Linked DNA regions of Mus musculus: region 1 is linked to region 2. A link is a loop called in an ENCODE intact Hi-C map of the cell type or tissue named here. Cell type or tissue: gastrocnemius. All regions are shown on one strand. Links, peaks and the distances in the headings refer to the core of each region. The heading gives the core; the rest is flanking DNA.

Region 1 (10,563 bases), core at 1,222-9,221, 730 kb after region 2:
CCATTAGCATTGCAAATTTGCTTTAGTCTTTAGTAAATGGTAAAATTGTGTATATAACAAAGATTTGTCTTAAATTTCTTAGCAAGGTGTGGTACCACACTCCTTTAATCCTAGCACTCAGGAGGCAAACAGGCAAATCTCTACAAGTTTGAGGCCAGCCAGAACTACAGTGAGAAGCTGTCTCAAAACATAAATAAATAATAAAATAAATGTTTTTATGCTTTATTATCAGTAAATGTTTGGCTTGTTTACCCCTTTTCCACATCTTTTGTGATTCTCAGCCTTCGCGGTCAACCCACTGGATTTAGAATTATTCTGGGAACAGCTGCTTGGCGTGTCTGTAAGAGTGTCTCCAAGAGAGAGTAAGTGAAAGGGAAGTCTACCTGAGAGCAAACGGGAAGCTTTCTTCCAGGAGCTAGGGTCCCCAGTTAGACACAAGGGGAAAACTGGATGAATATGGGCATTGTCTCTCTGCCTTCTGATTGAAGGTGCAGCAAGCGCCCATCACCATGCTTGCCCTGCCGTGATGACTGTACCTTCAAACTGCGAGCCAAAAGAAGCCTTCTGCCGCCTGCCTGCCTGCCTGCCTGTCTGTGCGTGTTTGTGCCTGCGTGCCACCCTGCCTTCCTGAGTTTCTTTTAAGTCAGGTACTTTTACGTCAATAATAAAACCTATACATCCAGGGTTGTGTAGAACTTTCTCTGGTGAAAGAAGTCATAAATGGGGAAAGTTTAAGCCCCTGAAAGATGACTTCAGAAGCACTAATGGGACCATGGCTTGAGCTTGGGCTACAAACACCAAGCGCTTGCGGGTGCCAACAGAGTTCGTGGTGTAATCAAGGGGAATCCTAAAGTACAAAGCAAGCTCAGCGTGGGAACGTTATGGGGAAGGAATGGGAAATTCATTCCCAGGAGTCTTCTCTGCACATCAGAGAAAAGGAAGATAAATGAAGGCATTCAGGAAGGAACGTCTATAGATGAGGGGGAAAAGATGAAAAATGTCTTAATAGGCGCCACAGTGGCCAATGGGATACTTTTAAAGCTGTGCAGGGGAGGGGCTGGAGTGCTTTAAGAGCACTGGCTGCCTTTCCAGGTACCTAGATTCAATTTCTAGCACTCACAGGCAGCTCACAACCATCTATAATTCCAGCCTCAGGAGATCTGTCGCCATTTTATGGCCTTTGTGGGCACTGCATACATGTGATGCTTAAACATAGTTTCAGTCAAAACACCCATACATATAAAATAAAAATAAGTAAAATTTTTAAAAAACAGTTTAATCATACAGGGTTGTAGTGGTTTGAATGTAATTGCCCCCCATAGGCCCATAGAGAGTGGCACTATTAGGAAGTGTGACCTGTTAGAGTAGGTGTGATCTTCCTGGAGCATGTGCGTCACTGTGGGGGTGCACTTTGATGTCTCATATGCTCAAGCTACACCCAGTGTGATATACAGTCTCCTGTTGCTGCCTTTAGAGCAAGGTGCAGAACTTCAGCTCCTGCAGCACCATGTCTGCCTGCACACTGCCATATTCCCACCATGAGTTAAATGGACTGAACCTCTGAAACTGTAGGCCAGCCCCAATTTCCTTTATAAGAGTTGCCAGGGTCATAGTGTCTCTTCACAGCAATAGAAACCCTAACAAAGACAAGAGTAAATGGAGAATTTAATTTATTATTGTCAGTCCTGTTTCAAATCTATCTCCTCTCTTAAAAGTAGAGACAGACATTATGACCCTTGATCCTTAATATTGAAAAAAGAAAGAGTTTCTCAAAGGTCACCAATGGCTTCATGGCTTTGCCTGGGTAGAGGAGATTCTTGAAGACATTTTGAGGATAACCTTGGCAATGAACACACTGTGGCAAAATAAGAAGCCAGCCAGTTGAGTTTTATGGAGGCTGGCAGAAGACATGAGATTCTCAAATCACAAAGAACAGGTTATTTTTTTCCCCTTACAATAGTAGAAGTTAGAATATCAGTATTTGACCCAGTTTCTCTTAGACTGGAATTCCAGGAGGAGATGCAGAGAGTCAGGTGGTCTACGTGGAAATGAACTGAGTTCCAGCAGAAAATGCTGAGCTTGGAGAAATAAAGTAACCACGGGAAGTGATCCAGAAGCCTTCTGTGCTAGAAAAGGACACTTACCCTGTGCAGTAGGCAGCCTTGCCTTTACTGATCCAGACTGCAGCTCCCAGCTCCATCTGCCAAGGCCATTTGTTTCTCACTGCTGCTGTTACAAAGTATCTCAAAGGTGGCCGCTTGACGAATACACACTTTCCTTCATGTTACAAAGGACAGATACCAAAGTGTGAGCAGGGTGCATTACTTCTGGGGGCAGAGGAGACCCCATTTCCTTCAACTTTTCAAAGAAAACTACACGTGTATGTATGTGTGTATTTGCAAATACAACGTATATATGTATTTAGACACAGACAACCTGACTGATCCTAGGTCAAAGGACTGCCTTGGTCTACGTGGGTCAAGATGGTTGGTGGCAAGAATTACGGGAGGAAGAAATGAGTGACAGATGCTTCCAGCAACTGAGGATTTACTTCATTGTTAGAGCACTTGCATTGTATCTTAGACAGGGTCACTGTCTTAATTAGGGTTTTCATTGCTGCGCACAGACACCATGACCAAGAACTCTTCTTATATAGACATTTAATTGGGGCTGGCTTACAGTTTCAGAGGTTCAGGCCATTATCATCAAGGTGGGAGCATGGCAGTATCCAGGCACAGTGCAGAAGGAGCTGAGAATTCTACGTCTTCATCTGAAGGCTGCTAGCAGAATACTGACTTCCAGGCAGCTGAGATAAGGGTCTTAAAGCCCACACCCACAGTGACACACTTAATCCAACAGGGCTACATCTTCTAATAGTGCCACTCCTTGGGCCTAGCACACACAAACCATCATAGTCCCTATTGCTGTGATGAAACACCATGACCAACAGCAACTTAGTGAGGAAAAGGTTTATTCTGCTTACTCTTCCACAGCACTGATCATCATCAAAAGAAGGCAGGACAGGAGCTCAAACAGGGCAGGAACCTGGAGTCAGAAGCTGATGCAGAGGCCATGGAGTGTTGCTTCCTGGATCACTCCCATGGCTTGCTCAGACTGCTGAAGAACCCGGGACCACCTGCCTGGGGATTGAACTGTCCCCAGTTTAACAAAATTAACAAAGTGCCCTGTGGGCTTGCCTGCAACCTGATCTTACAGAGGCATTTTCAAACTCTCAGAGGACTTTAGCTTACATCAGGTTGGCATAAAACTATCCAGCAGGGGGCTGGAGAGATGGCTCAGTGGTTAAGAGCCCTGATTGTTCTTTTAGAGTTCCTGAGTTCAATTCCCACGGTGGCTCACAATCACCTGTAATGGGATCCGATGCCTTCTTCTGGTATGTCTGAAAACAGCTACAGTGCACTCACATACATAAAAATAAATAAGCAAATAAACAAACAAACAGAATATCCAGCACACATTGCTCATGTGAGACCCAGCACCACAAATAATAATAGTGATGATGAGGATGGTGGTGGTGGTGGTGGTGGTGATGGTGATGATGACGACTTTAAAAAATAAAAATAAAAAGGAAGTGCCTATGTTATGTGCTACCAGAGAGCTATAGAGTAGAAAGTCCTAGAATAATGTGGGTTGTCAGGTTATATATATATTATGACTTCAGACTGCCCCCACCAAAAACAACTTAAATAACGTTTTGTTTTGTTTTGTTTTGTTTTTCGAGACAGGGTTTCTCTGTATAGCCCTGTCTGTCCTGGAACTCACTCTATAGACCACGCTGGCCTCGAACTCAGAAATCTGCCTGCCTCTGCCTCCCAAGTGCTGGGATTAAAGGTGTGCGCCACCACTACTCGGCTACTTAAATAACTTCTGCATAACCCAGAAGATCTATCTCACACAGAGAAAGGGGATGCTTCATTGTTATTTTAACACCTAAACATGTTGGTGAATTTTGACATTTTTATGGTCCTATCTTTGGTAGCGTTTGAACAGTGGAGAAAAGAGACGGTAAGGATGCCTGAGCCTAGGCAGAAAGAACAGCGAATGGTAAACAGGGCTAAGGGCCAAAGGGGAAACGGACGAAAATACAAGCTTTGGTTGGGTTTTTTAAACTTAATTGGCACCTCATGCTGGAGTCAATGGCCAGCAGGTGGCTTGCAGTTAAGTGTACTAAGAGTGATACATCTGTTGAGGTCAGAGGTAGATTAAAGAATTAAGCCATGTGGCCGTGGGGCGTGGCAAGCCAGAGTCTGTTTAGATAACCAGCTGGGAAGTCATCAGACTGGAGCAGCTCCAGTCCTGAGGTTCCCTGTGCCAACAAAGCCCAGGGTCCAGCTCAGTGCAAGCATCATCCTCCTGGCCAATCAGAAGCAGCCAGCAAGCCTCTGAGCACTTTCCGGCAGTTTTTTCCATGCTTTCGTCCATGTCCACCAGTAAATGCTCTATCTATTCTAAGCTTCATCAGAGAAGCCCCAAGCCTCTTCTAGGATGGAGGAGGACAATTGATTTGGGCCCTACACTCTGTTTGAGTGTTGTAAGTATGTATCAATGCGTCTCCGCTAGCTATTACTCTGTTTGAGTGTTGTAAGTATGTATCAATGCGTCTCCGCTAGCTATTACTCTGAGTGTTGTAAGTATGTATCAATGCGTCTAACTATTACTCTGAGTGTTGTAAGTATGTATCAATGCGTCTAGCTATTACTCTGAGTGTTGTAAGTATGTATCAATGCGTCTAGCTATTACTCTGAGTGTTGTAAGTATGTATCAACGCGTCTCCGGATAGCTATTCACCAGCAGGCTGGAAACCCCAACAGGCACTAATGCTGGTGTTGAAGAATTTGTTCAAGAAGCCTTCTTTGGTGTCTGCCTTTACAGTGTTCCCCTGATTGGACAGACAAGGCCCCAGATTAAGAGTAATCTCTTTTCCTTAAAGTTAACTAATTATGGGTGCTATGTGAACCCCCTTCCAGGCAATAATTCAGTTAGTGTTGAAAATGCAACCAAAGTGAACGACACAAGAAAACCCCAAGGGTAAAAATATGATTTCTAGGCGTAAAAAAGAAAAAAAATGCATTGATATCTAAATGGGCTCCCTCTACTTTCTCTCCATGAACACACCCACTTGGACAGGTGGCACCAAACTACCTTCTAAAGAGATGGGGAAGCCAGTTGAGGCCTAATGTGTCTGGCGCTAGAAAGATGGAGAAATACACTCACAAACAAAGGAAGGGGCTGGCTGAGATGCCGCACCAAGCATCCTGGGGAAAATGCCTCCCCCTTGGTACCAGAACTGGGTTTGAAGGTCCAATGGTAAGATATGCAGAGCCCCGGTGCAGAGTTTATGCCCATGACTATAGAGAGTACTTGAATCCCTCCACAGTGATTTTACCCTAGAGCCAGGCAGAATCCCACAGTTCCTGACAGATACACGGGCAAATGGGCTTGCTTTGTACACAGGAAAAGACTTAAAAAACGATCCCAATTCAGGCTGAGCAGTGGCAGATGATTGACAAATCTGTGCTTGGAGCGCCCTCTAGTGCTCACACAGCGACAACACACCAACAGCGAGAAGCAATCTTGGATTTAGAGCTCCATCAAGTGCAGACATGGGTCGAGGTGGGCAGTGGAATGGTTTGGCAGGTAAAGGCGCTTGCTGCAAAGCCTGACAACCTGAGTTCGATGCCCAGGACCCACATGGTGGATGGACAGAACTCTCTTCTGTAAGGTGTCCTCTAACCTCCACATGTGGGCCATGGCACATGCGCACCCAGTCCTGTGCACTGGAGCACCCAAACACACCATCAGTCAATTAACTCTGAAACGTAATACACATGACTACAGGCTCAGAGAAAAACATTTCCTGAAAAATTAGATTGTGAGGTCCTAAGGAAATACTAACCCTTATATGCGCAGGATGATGTCATGCCAAGCATCAAGAGCCATCAGGGAAACAAGGCTTACCTAAAGATATGGCACCAGAGCCAGGCGTGATGGCACACACCTTTAATCCCAGCACTGGGGAGGCAGAGGCAGGCGGATTTCTGAGTTCGAGGCCAGCCTGGTCTACAGAGTGGGTTCCAGGACAGCCAGGGCTATACAGAAAAACTCTGTCTTGGAAAGAAAAAAAAAAAAAAGATATGGCACCAGGAATGGCCTGGATTACAACCCATGTAGACAGACACTCTGGGGAAGAACTTGAAAGAGCCACCCTGGGGAAACTCCTTGAGTTTTCAGAAGAGGATATTCTAACAGAAAGGCTTAAGCGGAAGACAGAAATGATTTCTTCAAATCAAACCGAAATCCCTGAGCTGAAAAATCATGAAACAAAGGTTTAGATGCAGTAGAGGTTCTTTATTTCGGAAGAAACCAAATGAGAGGGAATTCATGGGCTCAACAACAATCTATCTATGCAAATAAAGGTTGGGAGTGGGAAGAATAAAGAGAAATGGAGGAAGCTTGCAGAAATGGTGTCTCAAGAATTTATCACTGAATCCCAAGACACTAGAGACATGAGGGTGAGGGAACAGTTGGGTGGGTAGAGTAGCTGCTTGACAAGCTGAGTTTGCAGCCCAAGTGTGGACATGAAGACAGGCGCTGCAATTCGTATCCATTAGCACAGCTCAGTCTCATCCAAACCCAGGTTCAGCGAAGGATGCTGTCTCCTCGAAATAAGGAGGGGCTAGAGAGAAGGCTCTGAGGTTAAGTGTGCCTGCTGCTCCTGCAGAAGATCCGGCATGCATGGCCACTCACAATATCCCAGGTGAGGGGATATGGCATCCTCTTCTGGCCTCCACAGGCACCAGTCACACATACAGCGCACCCATACATAAATTCAAAACATGCATATACATACAAAATTTTTAAATATTTTTAGAAAAGAATACAAACTAAAAAAAAAAAAAAAAAGTCAAGCAGGAAGGTGGAGAAGCAGCTGGGACAGACATCCCTAATAGCTGGGACAGACATTCCTAACATTAACCTCCGGTCTCCATGTGCACCTACTCAGGTACACACGCCTACCTGCACAGACAGATGAGAGCAAAGCAAATACATATGTGTGTGCATGTATGAAAAACAAACAATTCAAGCCTAGAATTAGAAGGAAAGAAATAATAAAGATCAAAGTGGAAATAAATGAAATGAAGACTTTAAAAAGGCAGTCCAGCAGACGGATGAAATGAGCAGTTTGTTCCTTGAAAAAGATAAAATTGACAAACTCTTAACTAGGTGACTGTCTTAGTCAGGGGTTCTATTCCTGCACAAACATCATGACCAAGAAGCAAATTGGGGAGGAAAGGGTTTATTCAGCTTACACTTACACATTGCTGTTCATCACCAAAGGAAGTCAGGACTGGAACTCAAGCAGGTCAGGAAGCAGGAGCTGATGCAGAGGCCATGGAGGGATGTTCTTTACTGGCTTTCTTCCCCTGGCTTGCTCAGCCTGCTCTCTTATAGAACCCATGACTTCCAGCCCAGAGATGGTCCCACCCACAAGGGGCCTTTCCCCCTTCATCACTAATTGAGAAAATGCCTTACAGTTGGATCTCATGGAGGCATTTCCTCAACTGAAGCCCCTTTCTCTGTGATAACTCCAGCTGTGTCAAGTTGACACAAAACTAACCAGTACAGTGACCCTGGAAAAAAACACATTTACATACACATGTGCATAAACATATGAACTCACATACACACGCGCGCACTGCATGCTAGCCACCTGCCGCCCTGCATTTCCTTAGATCCCTGAGCGTTCCTAAGCGGCTGACGGCTCTGACTCGTGAACGTTCCAGCTTTTAGATGAGGCGGGTGTACTACCCCTTCTGTCCTGTAGGTGGCAGCACGATCTCTAATACTGCCTTTTCCTCCAGAAGTTAGCCATTTCTCTAAAAAAATACTTTTAATTAAATTTAAATTTAAATGACTAAAAATAAAATGAAGGTTAGGTTCTTTCAGGTATCTCCAAGGAGCTGAAGAGATTGTAAATGGAAAAAAGTGTCATTATGAGAGTAGGGGTGGAAAACGCAAAGGCCGGTGGGATCTACCTGCTCCCTGGGTCAATGTCAAAGAGGCCACACGCTGGGACTACCAGCACTGTCAATTCACAGCCTAAGTTGCAAGATTCTGAATAACAGCACTTGTTTATTAATTCACTTCATGCATGCTAACAGTCTCCCTGCTGTGTATAAAAGCAGCAACACGGAGCTCCAGCAGAACTGAAGGCAGCCGAGAAGGAGACCCCTTAAGAAGCAGGTCACTCAGTCACTCAGGCCTCCTGGAGTTTGTGTTCCCCTGCACAAGATAAGTGACTAACAAGGAGACCACTTAGTAGCTAATGTAAACTTAGCGCTGGTGGGAGTGACCGGTTCAGACCGGCTTGTCAACTAAGGACTCTGGGATTGTTAATTTAGCATTTAAAATTTGAATATATTATTACTGTATCTATGTGATTGTGATGAGGGGCTCACGTACAGTGTGGAGGTTAGAGGACAACTGTGTGGACTCCGTCCTCTTTGCACCTTTGTGTGTCCCGCGTACTGAACTGCTGCTGTCAGGCAGCAAGCGCCTTTAGCCAAAGATCCTCAACCCTGTCCACAAACCTGTCAGGTAAGTGAATATGCATCAGGACGGCCATGAGACCGTGTTAGTCAGCTTTCTGTCGCCATGGCAAGCACTAAGACAGTGACTTATACCAAGAAAAGCTCCATTGGGGCTCACACTGTCAGAGATTCTGCTCTGTGGCTAGTTAGCCCTGGTTCTTCGGCAGAGAGAGGCAGGATTGTATCACAAAGCAAAACCACTCCCAAGGCTCGGAGAGAAAAGAGATGGAAGAGACACAGGTCCTGTGATCTCCTTCCAAAGTACATTCCAGATGACCTAGAGATTTTGCCACCAGGTCTCATTTCCTGTAGTGTCCCACTATTCGCCAAGTTTTTAACCACCTGGATCTCCAAGGGACATTAAAGTCCCAAATGACAGCAATACCCAAGGTCACAGAAATAAGGAATCTCTCCGACGTTGACATCTCAGTGGGCTGGTTCAGAACGGATAATGCATTAGCTCTTGAACTGCAGGTAAAATGGGTTATTTGACTTTTTTTGTTTTGTGTATGTTCATGTATGTGAGCGTGGGCGTTCCTGTGTACGTACAAGGTGGTCAGCAGGCAGGCTCAACAGCCAGTCCTTCACCTTCCGCCCTGTTTAAGGCAGGGTCTCCCACTGTGTTCTCCAGGCCCATTGGTCCAAAGTGCATCCAGAGTTCCATCTCTGCCTTCTTCTCACTGTAGGAGAACTGGGATCACACAGGCCCCTTACCTCGAGAGTCCTGTTTTCTGTGGATTCCGAGGATATGAACTCAAACCCTCCAACGTGCGCAGCAAGTACTCTATTCGTTCTGCCCTCCCCCTCCCCCAGGTTATGTGGCATTTTAAAGGTACCGATCGGGTTTCCTGATTCCTGCTGGTGTTCTAGTCATTTCTGGTTTCGAAATCATGATTTTCTTTCTTTCTTTCTTTTCTTCTTTCTTTCTTTCTTTCTTTCTTTCTTTCTTTCTTTCTTTCTTTCTTTCTTTCCTCCCTCCTTCCCTCCCTCCCTCCTTTCTTTCTTTCTTTCTTTTTTTTTCTTTCTTTCTTTTTTGTGTTTTGTTTGTTTGTTTGTTTGTTTGGGGGGGTTGGATTTTTTTTTTTCCAAGACAGGGTTTCTCTGTATAGTCCTGGCTGTCCTGGAACTCACTTTGTAGACCAGGCTGGCCTTGAACTCAGAGATCCACCTGCCTCTGCCTCCCAAGTGCTGGGATTAAAGGTGTGAGCCACCACCACCCAGCTGGAAATCACAATTTTCTTCAGCCTATTTTTTTTTAATTATTTGTAATTACAAGGGAGTTTATCAGAACATTTGATCCTTTCTATAACATCAAATCAATGTCTCAGCACGATTATTTCAGATTTCTCGCTCTACCTTTGAATCCTTACATCTATTTAGTTTGAAGTTCTTATTTTGGTGGGAATTTTCTTTCCTGTCTAGTTCTCAGAAAGCAAATGAATTAAATTAAGTCATTGGACATTCTTCAGGCAACTGTGACAGGAACTCAATAAGGTGGGAAATGGGCTGATAACCTCAGGCGTCCTTCCACTACGATTTTCAATACCTATTTGGTCAGGCTTAAACAAAACTGGGTTCATTTGAGAGCCTTGGGTTTTGAATGCAGAGTGCGCCCCTGGCTGGGTCCTTGGCGTACCCATGAGTCACTCAGACCTTACAAGTCTGAAGGAAACCCTGAGCTTCAAACAGTAGGAGGGGGGCTATGGGACCAGAAAACTAGGACCTCTCTGGTAAAGTAGAGTCAGTAAAGTAGGCCCTAGGGATGTTAAGGTGATTTCAATATGTCCTTTGCTTTAAAGAAACCCCTCAAAATCGTGTGCCAAGCTCACTGTTAGGCAGCCCTAACAGTACGGTAGCCTGTCCCTGTGTTTGTGTCACAATAGACAATATATGTCCAAAAGGCATTCGATTAAAAGGGAAAATGAACTAATTGATAGTATGCTAAAAGTTG
Region 2 (8,000 bases), core at 1-8,000:
AGTTATCGCTTGTGAGGAGCCATGCATCTTCTACCATCTGTTTCTGTGTGGCACACTCTCTTCCTAGAAGTCATACTTCTCTGCCATCTCTCACCTGTAGGAAGACTCTCTTTCTTCTGAAGAGCTATGCTATCTTAATCATCGCTCAAATGTATAGCACAGGCTTCCTTTCCAAAATCACCTGTCCCATTCTCACAGCCTGTGTGTGTGTTTGTGCTGCATTTCTCACATTGTGTGTGTGTGTGTGTGTGTGTGTGTGTGTGTGTATGTGTATACACATGTGCATGCATGCGCTTGTGCCCACACTTGCATGTTTCATAAATAACCACAATAGGGAATTACATGTGGAAAAAATGAAATCAAATGATATATAAAAATGGATTGTGTTTCTGATGTACTTTATAAAATGGGAGAAGCTGGGGTGGGCTGAGGGTACCCAGCATCCTGAGTACCCTGAGCCTAGTCCTCAAGACTGTCTCTTAAAATATTATGTTAAAAAATATACTTTTCTGGGTGGTTATGCAACTACGTAAAAATTATTTCCTCCTTTAGGTTTTGGACAATACAATAAGGGCAATGACAGGTGTCATTTACTTGCTTAAACCCAGAGTTCAGAGTAGAACTAGAAATACTACATACTCTAAACCTTCAGAGAGGTCCATTCCTTCTTCCCAATTCTGTGCTACAAGAAAGTAAAAGTGGAGACGTTATGGTGTGCAATATGTCCCTGAAAACAAATCACTGCATTAAGATAGCTCCCTGAGACAGCAATCTCAATCTTCTAGAACAGTTTCCTATTCTAAACTAATTTCTAAAAGTCTCTTGAGGAACTACAGCCAAGAGTGAAACCTGCTCTCAACAGCTTGTTCTAGAATAAGTTTCTCTGGAAAGTAGCAAATGTCAATTTGAAGACGTAATAACTGATAAGGAAAACAACTCTACAATGTTTTCCTATAATCTGATAATACTGAAATCACAGGCAGGGGATTCCGATATACATGTGAATCTCTCTTTTTTTTTCTTTTCTTTTCTTTTTTTTTTAAAGAGAAGATCTTAGTGGGCCTCTAGGGAGAGGAAAAAAAATATGGTACTTTGGGTACAATTTTCATGGTGAACTTTGAGCACCTCAGGTAGAAAGGATGAGCATGAAGTTGAAGAAACTATATCTCAGCAGCAATGGAAGCCACAATCACGATCTTTGGTTAACCTCCCAAGTGCAATGAAGAACCCTGCAGAACAGTGAGTGGTGTGAGCATTATGTATGAGGAGAGGAGTTAGTTGCTCTCATGTTCAAAACCATGGAGACAGGAAAGCTTCATCAGATGGAGCCCAAAGGAATCCATGTGTATGAGGTTCATGGGTTACATATCACTGAAGAAATGTGTGGGGTCAATGGAGTGGGTGATCAAAGCTTTGCATTAGAGTGCTCATGCCTTCATGAGCACACTTACATATACATTATTAAAATAAATTAATTCTTAAAAATAAAAAGCAAAAACCAAGAAGTACATGACTGAAGTCAGGCAAGGATGAAGAAAGATGCCTGGCTAACTGTCCTAGAGATGTGATGAGGTAAAGAGCATGCTCGTTGACTAATGAACAGGTAACAGAAAAACTGATTATCAAGCCTTGGATTGTACAAGAAAAATAAAGGTTTGCTTTCACAGATCTGTGTACTAGGCACTGAAGACTTCTGGTTTTTATTATCAGAAAATCAACTTCACAGAAACTTAAGAGGCCAGACTTCAAGATGGCTGTGTCCAAGGCTGCAAGAACACACTAGTGGTTTGAATGAGAACTGTCCCTCAAGGTCTTGATCTAAATACTTGGCTCCAGAAGGCAGTACTATTTGGGGTAGGTTTGGGCAGTGCAGCTTTGCTGGAAAATAGGCACTGCTGTGGACAGACTTTGAGATTACACAGTCTTACCCTATTTACAGTTCACTCTCTTCTTATACTTGGGTTTGATAATATGAGCATTCATCTTCCTGCTCCTCTGCAGACTAAGAGCTTTCTTGACACTTTTCTCTGCCATGATGGACTCCCATCCCTCTGAACCATAAGCCCAAATAAACTCTTTCTTCTATAAGTTGTCTAGGCCATGGTAATTTTTCACAGCAACAGAAAAGTAACTCAGATGAACATCAAGCATAGGAAACAATGGCACTTGCAACTCCAGTGAAAATAGATTCTTCTAAAGTTGGCATCAAGGTGAATCAAAGGTACCCCGGAACCCATCAGGTACAGAAAAGTCAATACATTTGTTCTTGTAGCCTTTTTTACTTTTATCTTCTCTTTCTATAATATTTTCTTAGTTCTTTCCTCTAGAAATATTTTCAGGATCTCCAGGACTCACAACAAAATATGTGAACAAGTCACTTGTGAGCATACAAAAATCCATGATTCTGACCAACAGCCTCAATGAAATGTTCTTGTTTGAAATCAAAAAGGTACAACAACAATGAAGGGTACCAATGTCCTCAATTGTTCTAATACAAGAAAAGCACTTCAAAAATACTCCATTAATCTATAAAAAAGCAACCAATTCAATTTTCACAATTAATAAAATATACTTTGCATTAAGAAGAAAGCTTTGTGGATTTATAGAGAAATCAAATTTCAAAACATATGAATAACAAATATTAGAATCTAAGATTGTTTCCTAACAAAATTATGCTATAGATGATGCTTGGTGAGCTTATGTAGACACATCATAAGCACAGTGACATTCCTTTCCTTTGCCTTCCTCCTTTTTTCCCCTCTCTCCCTTCTTCCTTCTTTCTCTCCCTCCCTCCTTCCTTCCCCTCCTTCCTTTCTTTTCCTTTCTTGCCTTTCTTCCTTTTTTCTTTCTTCTTTTCTTCAAAACAAAAAAAAATGTTTTAAAATGATAGGCAAAATAACAATAATTATAAAATGAAAACTTTGGATACCTTTGATCCTTTTTCAACTTTCCAAAATGCAATTCCCTGTTCTGAAACTGTCATGATAAAAGGAAGGACTTATGACTTTCAGAATCTTAAACTTTGTGCACGGCAAGAAAAGCTCTGTGCCTATAGTTAGGGATGCTGCCATTTGTTACCGGTTGTGTGGTGGTCTCAAGGCTGCATTAGCTGTTCTCAGTGGGAATACTGCAGTTACCTGTCGTGGTTAATACAAAATTATTTTTGCCAATTCATTTCATGCTCTTGCTACACTCTTCTAATTAATCTTCTCGAGCTTTGGCTCTCACTATCAACCTGTGAACGTCATCAGCAAATGCCAAGATTTCACAGTATCCTCCCTTTCTCCACATTTTCTTTGGAAATGCCAAATTAGACTCTCTCAAGCACAAAGTTTTAGGAAAGGCAGTATTAATAGCTCTCAATTGAAAACCAGGCTATGTGTGCCTGGTGTCATGATTCATATCTGTATTGCTGGGCTGAGGGATAAATATTGCCAGGAAGCAAGAGACAAGATTGTGGTTACATAGTTCAGGCCATTCTGTGTGAGACTATCTCAAAACTTCTAAGAATGAAGGAAGAAAGGGAAGGAGGGAGGGAAGAAGGAAGGAAAATAAGTATGAAAGGAAGAAGGGAGGAAGGAAAGAAAAGAGGGAAGAAAAGAAGGAAGGAAGGCCTTTTCTCTATTCCTATTCTCTGCTTTCATATATAAGGGAAATCTTCCTACCATTCTCCCTTGGAAGCAAAAGTTTTGGTACTTTCTAGAACCATCTGTGGTTTTAGTAAGGTGATTGTCTTCATTTATGTATTAGGTTACAATAAAATAAAATTTTATATTGTATCTGTCTACAAATCTGAGTCAAAGGCTTCAGTTTGAGGAAATGGCTTGAGTTATAATCTTATATTAGGATTATTGAGAGACAATTAAAATATGATTATCTTCAAGTTAAAAGACCTCAGTGGCTCAAAATATAGTGAACAGGAAGAAGTGGGACCTTTTAGGAATAATTAAAGAAATGTCTTCTATTCTTGACTGTTATCATCAATGGCTGGCTGTGTAAAGAGAAATCAGTAAATACGTCAGATATGAGTCACTTGAAATTTTTGTCAGAGATTCCTTTCCTCCACATGGTCATAATGATAGGTTCAGTCAATGCTTTCAGAAGCCCTTGTTACAGCAATAAAGGTCAATTTAAGGAATACAGAGAGCCAAAATTATAGATACTTAAAACAAAGTATCTATACAAAGAAGGGAAAATCAGTTCCAGAAGCTTAGTATCATAAAACATTAAACATTGCTGGTTGCCAGTATTCCCACCCTTGGTATCTGGAGAGAGGATATGAACAAAATTTGCTTTGAATTTTTGTTAGCTATTATTTTAGTCAATTTCAGTTTTATTTGGTCTTAAGGAGATGAGAAGTGAAACATTGTGTAAGCTTCTTTGTTAAACTATGAGCAAAGAACAAATAGAGAACACCTTTCAAAACAGAGAACAAAAGACAGGCAGAAAATCCCTGCAAGTACTGGCTTTGATAGCAGATTAAAGACAATTCAATTTAATATGGGAGAAAGCTAAATACAGCCCCAGACTGTGTCCTAATGAGCTTCAATACTTCACAAAAATAATTGCAAGTTACTGAGTCATTTCCACTATCAGCCTTACTCTATACCAGTCAAAAGATAAAGTGCCTTCTTAGGTTCCCATCGACAGTATCTGGTTGTTGGATTCATTGATGGCTTCAACCATCATCTTATGAAGCAGAGTGACATTTAGATAGAGGAATCCATATGTCTAATGACACTCAAAGTGTCATTGTTCTTAACTTTCTTCAAAGTTTATAAACTACTTGTGTATTGGTCACTTTCCTATGGCAGTGATAAAACACCATTGCCAAGACAGCTTATAAAAAAAGTGAGTTTATTTGAGCTTATTGTTCCAGAGGAGTAAAGACTTTCTATCTAGGCAAGGAAACCTGGAGGCAATCAGCATGGTTCCCCAAGTAGGAAACTGAGAACTCAAGTCCTCAATGGCAAGCAGAAATCACAGAACAAACTCGGAGTGGCTGAAGTCTTTAAGACTCTGAAAGCCTACCCCTAGTGACATACTTTCTCCACCAATCTTCTCCAGGCATTCAAACACCTGAGCCTGCAGAGGACCTTTTCATCCAAAGTGTCAAAATGTCTTAGTAACTTCTCTTGCTGTAAATGAAACTCTGACCAAAGTAGCTTGAGGGGCAATGCATTTATTCTGGGTCACAGTGTGACAGTGGGGAAAGCATGGTGCCAGCAGTTTCAAGTAGCTGGTCACATTGCAGCCACAGCCAGGAAGCAGAGATGAAAGCCAGTGCTCAGGTCATTTTCTCCGTTTGATATGGTCCAGGATCCCCACCCAAAGAACAGTTTTGTCTATGGTTAATATAGGGCATGCCACAACAATTAACCTAGTCAAGATAATCTCTCACCATTGCAACCGGAGGCCAAACAGTTCCTAAGAGGTATATCTGTAGGTTCATTTCATAAATGGTTCCAGATCCTGTCTAGTTGATGATTAATAACACTAATTACAACCCACTAGGTTCATGATTGTCTTACTTAATTTTTTTTCAGTTTGTATTTATTTATTTTGTTTCACGACTATAGTGTGTGTTGATGTCAGGGAACACCTTGTTGGAATAGCGTCTCTCCTCCTACTATGTAGGTCCCTGAGGTTTAAGTCAGGTCATTCAGGCTTGGCAGTAAGTATGTTTTATTCACCAAGCCATCTCACCAGAAACTACCGATGCTTTATACTAATTATGATCATTAGGATGGATCCTCAAGCTAGAAATTTGGCTAAAGATGAGTAAGACAAGAGAATGTGAGCTCATGAGAAATGAAGACGCCTTTGTGCTTCTGCCTCTTCAGAAGGACCTATGCTGCCTCCAGTAGCTATAGGTGGGATTGTCATTAAGAAAAGACAATCTAGACAATAGAACAGTAGAATTAAACAAAACAATAAAACCCCCAGGTCACTGTTCCTACTGTTTAGATGGTAACTTCACTAACCCTTGAGGACTTGTAGCCATGAAAAGAACATCTCTTCATTGCTATGGCTTGTCTCAGCAAAACTTCCTCCTTATTTGTGGCTAGAAATACACCAGTATAGCAAATCATTTTTATTGTCCTGTTTTTTTCACAGACTATGTCCTGGCTGAATAGCTAAGCAGGAGAATAAGAGAAAGTATCTAGCTAGTAGTCTGGGCTATACTTCCACTTAAGAACTTGGCATCAGTTAGAATCTTTCAAAAGTCAAAAAGTTATGAGTCAAAATAGATTATCCTATGGTCTGCCGACCCTAGTAGCTCACTGAGGGACAGGAGCGTTAAAGAACTTGGGTATGCTATCCTTTCCCCGAGGCTTTAATTTAACTTGATTAAATGTGTACAGATGCACGAGACTATCTCTTATGGGTAAAAGTATTCATGGTCAAAGTATCCTTTCTTCCTTTAAGTATTAGCCTCCTCTCTGTTTTACTCTGGTTTCTCCAATGCAGATGGTATATCTTTTATATGAATTGCTTTCTGTGTTCTCCTTCTGTTCTTCTCATCCCAAAGCGTGTTACCATTTTCCTAACTAAGTTGCTCTTTGACCCCACAAAGTGCTACCCATTTCAAAACATGTATTCTGTCAGGATTCAAACCTCCATGAATGAAGGCGTTCTCAGACGTTCTCTGTCCAATGCAAGTGTCTGGTGAGCAACTCTCCTGACCCAGTATTCTCCTCTCCCTGCATAGCTCCCTTCCTCCTCTGGCCTGCTTGTCTTCCTCCTTTCTCTGAGAACAAGCTTGCCTGGGCTTGTTCCTCCTCCATCCTCGACTGATATGACCACAGGATCCCATTTTCACTCACTCAAACTTGTCTTCTGCCCTTTCAGCTATCACCCAATGTGATCAGGAAAGTCCCTTATTCTACAGTTCTAACCCCACCCATCCCTCTCTCCCCTACCTCCCCCCTTCTCTCCCTCCCCTCACCCAAGCAGGGCTATTTTCTACTCAACCTGACCACAGGATAAGCTTTTCTTAAAAGTAGTTCTTACACCCATTTCTATCTCTCGAGGTAGTTTCCTCCTGTATTTCCACTCTTAGCAAACAGTACATCCTCCACCTGGCCCAACAATGACTGAATTTTGTTTGTTTCAGTTTGTATTATTTGCTTTCTTCATTCTAACATTAAATCAATCATCAGACCTACTTAGGACTTGTAAAAATACCCTCACTCCTTCCTTAAGGAGCCGTTTTTTTTTTTTTTACCCAAGCACAAATGGACCATTTTCTTTCAGTTTCTTTTTTACCAATCTGAGTTTTTCCTTGTATAAAATATAAAAATGGGGGTGGGGGGGTGGGTCCTGCCTTGGTATCTGATGGCTCTCTAAAGCTAGAGGACAAAGTTCAACTTCATGGCACAGCTTTAACCTTTAACCTTTCCCTAGTTAAACCTCCATATATTTTATAAATAAAGTCTTGTCTTCCAAAATATTACCAGTAATGGTTTGAATATGAAATATCTCACATAGATTCATGTGTGAACACTTGGTTCCTAGCTGATGGTGTGATTTTGGAAGCTTTTGGAAGCTTTAGGGGTTGGGGTTACACTGGAGGAAGTAGGTTATTGGAGCAGACATTGAGGTATCATAGCTTGTCTCCATTTCCTGTCTGTTCTCTGCTTCCAGAGTGTTGATACATGTGACCAACTGTCTCATGCTCCCGTTGCATGCCTTCCATACCAGAGAGTACCATGTCTATTCAAACTGTAAGCCAAAGCAAGCCCCTCCTTCCTGTTGCATGCCTTCCATACCAGAGAGTACCATGTCTGTTCAAACTGTAAGCCAAAGCAAGCCCCTCCTCCCGGAAGTTGCTCCTTTTTAGGAATTGGATACAGAAATAAGAAACATAACTAATACCCACACACACCTCACACCCTGGCTCACTGTGCAACTAGAACTGAGAAATTAAATCTCTCTTAAATGACACTCATGATCAAGCTTTAGAATATGAAACATCCTAGCTTCATGCCCTCACAAAC

What was found. A loop is a pair of places that touch in the nucleus more often than their neighbours do. Peaks named below come from ENCODE experiments on the same cell type or tissue, not always from the same donor. Only the 100,000 strongest peaks of a DNase experiment are listed, where the experiment ranks them.
Region 1: a loop joins it to region 2, with 4 times the contacts of the local background. A loop is called at or near these places in 4 of 42 quality-filtered maps.

What each region holds. Positions count from the first base shown.
Region 1 is chr6:140,710,185-140,720,747 of GRCm38, reverse strand. All of the region lies in intron 4 of Gm30215 (a long non-coding RNA gene), which reads right to left. Among named protein-coding and RNA genes, the nearest start is that of Gm30215, 35 kb to the right of the region's middle. In gastrocnemius, for the core only: no CTCF peak of the experiment used is centred there; DNase peaks (open chromatin) are centred at 4,297, 5,568, 7,829 and 8,088.
Region 2 is chr6:141,438,951-141,446,950 of GRCm38, reverse strand. The region is part of intron 2 of Pde3a (phosphodiesterase 3A, cGMP inhibited); the gene reads right to left. Among named protein-coding and RNA genes, the nearest start is that of Slco1c1, 81 kb to the left of the region's middle. In gastrocnemius, for the core only: no CTCF peak of the experiment used is centred there; no DNase peak of the experiment used is centred there.